Regions from separate parts of the Homo sapiens genome. Here region 1 is linked to region 2. Evidence: chromatin contacts called from ENCODE POLR2A ChIA-PET data. All regions are on one chromosome and are shown on one strand. Each heading gives the region's core, a stretch centred on a gene start or an enhancer-like site at or near the end of the contact. The rest is flanking DNA. Distances are from core to core; before and after follow the strand shown. Region 1 overlaps MAPKAP1 (MAPK associated protein 1). Region 2 holds the start of MIR181A2HG (MIR181A2 host gene).

Evidence for each region. ChIA-PET counts read pairs that join two places held with the same protein, here RNA polymerase II (POLR2A).
Region 1: POLR2A ChIA-PET joins it to region 2 with 10 read pairs in BJ. The contact joins the enhancer-like site here to the promoter of MIR181A2HG in region 2. POLR2A ChIA-PET finds 5 or more read pairs at or near these places in 2 of 52 experiments (AG04450 and BJ).

What each region holds. Positions count from the first base shown.
Region 1 is chr9:125,510,566-125,513,265 of GRCh38, forward strand. All of the region lies in intron 7 of MAPKAP1 (MAPK associated protein 1), which reads right to left. It also overlaps the pseudogene RN7SL30P. Among named protein-coding and RNA genes, the nearest start is that of MAPKAP1, 200 kb to the right of the region's middle. Within about 2 kb of position 1,371, at least 3 of the 41 ENCODE cell types and tissues checked have a DNase peak (open chromatin) inside an H3K27ac peak, as active enhancers do.
Region 2 is chr9:124,657,082-124,659,781 of GRCh38, forward strand. It overlaps MIR181A2HG (MIR181A2 host gene), which reads left to right and starts at 1,355. Exons shown (of 2, transcript NR_038975.1): 1 at 1,355-1,660. The region is part of intron 2 of NR6A1 (nuclear receptor subfamily 6 group A member 1); the gene reads right to left. RefSeq lists enhancers at 1,402-1,521, 2,343-2,392.

The DNA of each region.
Region 1 (2,700 bases), core at 121-2,620, 850 kb after region 2:
TCAGTTTAGTCAGTAACTGAAAATCCGTGTGTTTTCTGCCCTGGGTACTCCCTGCTCATCCATCAAAGCTGAAGAACAACTTGGAAACCCACTTCTGAACTTAGCAAGGGACCAATGGGTAACAACCTGGGGGAAGGCAGGGTGGTTAAGCTGCATATGAAACTCGATATCTAAATCCAAATGGAAAACTGCTTTTTATAAATCTGCATTTCTCTCCATAATCCTCACCTGAATAGTGGATATTTCACAGAGAAAGATTATAGTATTTTACACATTTTCCCTCCAAAAAGGCCAGGATGATAATTTCAGGTCTTACTGTGTAATGAGAGGCAGGGTATATACGAGAGGCAATATAGCCAGGTGGTTAAGGGCATAAACTTGGGGCCCAATTGCCTTGGCCTAAGTCCTGGCCAAGCAATTTTGCTGTATGACTTTGGGCCAACTTAACCTCTCAGTTTTCTTCTTTATAAAACAGGGGATAATAATAGCACCTACCTCACAGGATTGTCTAAAGTTTCAACGAACTAATAGTTGTAAGGCAGTTGGAACAATGTCCAATGCATTAATAGTGTGATTTAAGTATCAGCTATCATCATCACCATCATCATCATCATCATCATCATCATCATCATCATCATCAGACTGTAATAATACTAAGTGATCCTAACAGCATGGACAATCTAACTACCACCATCACAGGCCCTACTATGTGACAAGTGCTGTGCTAGGTCTTTTATGTACAGATCATCTCATTCACTCTTTGGTCACCCTAAGATGTAAAGAGTTTATAAACCCACTTAAGAGAGGAGAAACTGTGATTTATAGAGGTTAAATAACTTGCTCAGTGTCCCTCAGGAACTAGTAGAAGTGAGAGAATTCATACCTAGGACTGCCCAGGCCTGCACTCTCTATATTGCATTATGAACCACAGCATCTCACTCACACAAAGTTCTTAATAAATGCCTGTTGACAGTGAAGATTATGATAACCCAGACCTATATCAAAGTACAGTCTCCATCAAATACTTGTTTAATTTTTAGGAGGCTGACATGGGAGGAAAATAAAAATAGCATCCAAAAGCCATTTCAAAAAGACAAACTGTGAGGTCAATTTCTATGAATATACTTTTTGCCAAAGAAATGATTATATAAAATATAAAGGGCTCTTTCACACTGAACAGGACAAGGTTCTCAAGGCAACATCCACACTTTGGAAAGAGGATTTAAAAAGTCACAGCTGCGCATGAAGCCGCATACCCTCCATTTCACAGCAGAGAGGAACACAAAAGGAAGATTCTGGGAAGCAGTTACTCTGCAGCGACGGGAAAACCTGCTTGGGCATTCCAATGATGTATTTATTGCAGTAATACCATGTCACCGAATGGCCTAGGAACAAAATATTGCTTTGGGCACTTTGGGAGGGTTCCAAGTTATAATACCCAGGCAGGATTTTTATGGGATTTTGTAAACCCGAGGCAAACATCTCAGCACATAAGTTTCAAAGAAAATCTGCAGAATCTGTTGGTTGGTGGCTACATGCTCAGAGCAGCTTCCTCGATCCCTTTAACCCCTAACTGAAACATAAAAGGTTTTAGCATGCAATTCTTTAACAGCTGCTAGCTAGCTGAAAGCTGAAATCCAATGGAAAGCAAGTGCCTGCCAAAGTCCGAAGAGAGGGAAGACACACTGTCGCCTCCATTGCTCTGTGTCTTCTTTCTAGAGACCCGTGGGAGAAACTTCTTTCAGATCCTGGTATCAGGAAAAGCTGTACTTCCCTGGAGCAAAGGGCTTGCTTTTGTATCTTTAGAAAGTTTAACATAAATCTTGTAACTAGCTCCTATCATGTCCCTTTCTCCTTTGCCCATCAGGAAGCTCAGCACTAAATGTTCGTGTGACTATGATGACCTGGACATGCATTTCTCTGCCAGCTCCTCCTCCTGGGGACTCGTAAACTTGTCGTTTAATCTTTATGTTTCTTTTCCTCTCACGTAGTTTATTGGTTCGTATGTATACATATTTTTTTTTTGTTTCTTTTGAGATGGAGTCTTGCTCTGTCGCCCAGGTTGGAGTGCAGTGGCGCAATCTCGGCTCACTGCAAGCTCCGCCTCCCGGGTTCACGCTATTCTCCTGCCTCAGCCTCCCAAGTAGCTGGGACTACAGGCGCCCGCCACCATGCCCGGCTAATTTTTTTGTATTTTTTAGTAGAGACGGGGTTTCACCATGTTAGCCAGGATGGTCTCGATCTCCTGACCTTGTGATCCACCTGTCTCGGCCTCCCAAAGTGCTAGGATTACAGGCGTGAGCCACTGTGCCCAGCCTCGTATGTATATTTTTTTAAGAGGTGGGGTCTCGCTATATTGCCCAGGCTGGAGTGCAGTGGCTGTTCACAGGTGCGATCCCATTACCGATCAGCACAGGCGTTTTGACCTGCACGTTTCCAACATGGGCCGGTTTACCCCTCCTTAGGCAACCTGGTGGTTACCCACTCCCGGGAGCTCACCATACTGATGCTGAACTTAGTGTGGACATCTGATCAGCATAGCGCTGATCTAGGCTGTAGCCCAGAAATCCTGGACTCAAGCAACCCTCCCATATCAGCCTCCTGAGGAGCTGGGACCACAGGTACACACCACTGCACTCAGTGGTTTGTGTATTTTAAAATCTATTATAATAATTCCAAATATTTTTGGGATCAAGGTAG
Region 2 (2,700 bases), core at 105-2,604:
CAACTTAGAAAAAAAAAAGATTGTCTTGTGGCTTACAAAAAGCAAGAGAGTGCTCATCTCCTCTTCTTTCGAACATTCTTATATCTAATAGTGCATCAAAACAGCTTTTCTCGGGTTAAGACAAGAGAATAATTCTGGGGTAGTCCTCATATGGAAGGTGCTGCATAATATAGTCAACATCTAAAAAATTCCAAGTACAAACATCCAAACCCAAAATTTACAGCAAAAGAGACAGATGGAATTATTTCAACAACTGTGAGAAAGGCAAGAAATAAACAGAACTATTGGTATGTTTAAGTATCAATTTAGGACTCTATAAGCTAATTTCTAAAGAGACAAGAAAGTCCACGGAAAAAAATGATTGGTCCATGTAGAGTAGATTTCATATATCAGAGTCAAGGTCTCACAAAACAACTTTACTGTTTTGAAACTTTAAAGAAGTGTCAACTTGCATTAAATAAACAAAGCAACTGCCATGTACTAAACAAAAATGTCACAAATGACAGTCCTGTATAATGACCTGGTTTCCCAGTGGCTCAGAAAGATGGAAAATAAACCCCAAGGACCCTAGTTCAGACAGACTGAAGAGAGCAGACCGTGGCTGTCTTGCATGATTAAAGGCTATGTCACAGCTCAGTAGGGTCCATGCTTTCATAGCTTCCCCCCCCCAGCAACCCCTAATGTGACTAGGACTGGGACAAGAGTGACAGTCTCACAAAGGGGATAAAAAGACATAAAGCTTCTTCCTCATACATCCAAACACTCCAGAATCTAAAACTTCACTTCTCTGTTGTCCATCTATCCAATTTTCATTAAGAGCAATTTATATCATATAGAGGCTTCAAAGTCAAATATGCCACTTTTATTTTTACCTTATCAAACCTATAAAATCAAGACCAAGGGTTGGTCTGGATATGAAGCTTGGTTAGGATCACAATAAATTTTCAAATCAAATAATTGGTTTCAGTTAGAGCCAAGTTTATCAACAATAGGGTGATTTAGGATTCAGGAAAAATCGGCTGCCTATTTGTATTTCAGAAAGACTAGTATTTCTTCTGACACAAGTAGAGAGGTGTAAGCAACCTCTGGGTGGGTAATGCCACCAAACAAAAGCAACACCTTCAAAGTCTCTCAGTGACTAGAGGCAGCCAGACACTCAAACTGCCAGTCCTGAATTACGGCCTCTGAATGGTGAGGGCTTCACATTTCACCGATCAGGGCACAGCCCAATCAGAAGACAAACCCCTGCACTGCCAGGGACCAGCAAATCCGCTTTCTTCCAGTGTGCACATGACTAAATGTGCTTCTGTCCATCATCTGGGTCATATATAGTTCAATGCGAGCTGAGCAGACAGGGCTGCAAGGAAATCTGGCGCGGTTCAATACCTCGTCTAGCCTGGGTTCCAGTATCTAATTTTTTTTTTGTTTTAACTGACAAACTCATTTCTCTACTGGGACAGGATGCTGTGCTGGCTGGAAGTTCCATTTCTACAGCAAGAATCCTATCTGGAAACACAGAAGTTGTCCTCTAGCCACAGCAGCTCGAACTTTTTTGATTGTCGTTGCTGCTTTCTCCCATCACCCCCATCCCCTTTTGACAAAGATCCAACTGTAAAAAGTCTTACGTAACAGTTCAGGACTACTTCGGTTCTTTTACTGGGTAAGCACTTTCAATTTTTTTTTTTTAACTAAAAGCCATTTTAAAATTGAATCTGTTGAGGGGCTTGACTAAAATCTTTTAAGTAATTTGTGTAATGGAATACTGTCAGTGGATTTTTTCGTCTCATTTCTGCACGTGCTCCTTTGTTCTCAGAACAGAAGCTTTTTATACACATCCCATAACGCAGCTGGAGAGAGTTATGAAGTCAGTTATTATAAGGAACACAAAGGTTGCTTTCCATTCTTTGCCTTTAGATAATTAATTTTTTTGTTTTCTTAAAATGGAGTATTTAAAGAAGGAAGAAATTCACAAGAAATAAACTGTTGGAGAATTTAGAAAAGTTTGAAGTTTTTACCACCTTTTCTATCTCTAGTTTTGTGTGGCCAAACACTTGTGCCGCCTGGGGCGGTGGGGGTAGAGGCAAGCATAGACAGAGAGGAACTAAGCCAGACATGGACAAAGGCACGAGCCAAAACCAGACAGTCCTGGCCGTTCGATAGGCCAGCAGTGGGTGAGACAGGTCAGCCAGCTGCAGGGGCGGGAGCGGGGGGGCGGGTAGGGACATGGATGTGTGAGGTGCTCATGCGTGCGATCGTGACTAGATTCTGAAACTGCCAGCCATTTTCCCAGCTCCGCTTTGTGCAATCTAAAGGAATGCATCCCCTCTGAAGCAGTCTTGCCAGAGCCTAGTGAGGGAGAGAAGTATGGTAAATACCACAACATATGGAATCAGAAAATACCGGGAACTGGAGTGGGCAAGGGGGAATGCAGAGGGTGTGGAAATTTTTTAGTGATCTGGAATGTGTTGAGTGACAGGAAGTGCCCCAAGCTTCTCCCCCACCAACTCTTCTCAGTCGCGCCTGCTTTTGTCTAACTCTTGTAATCTACACACTACTGCTTACAAAGCTGTCTGAGTTTAAGACAAAAAGAAACCTAAAAGTCTCCTTACTTCATAGTACCTGTGATATGGAAGGAATGTAAAAGCATGACCCTTTAAGCCTATGGACATTTTTTCAGGTATACAGGAGAAAGATAAAATA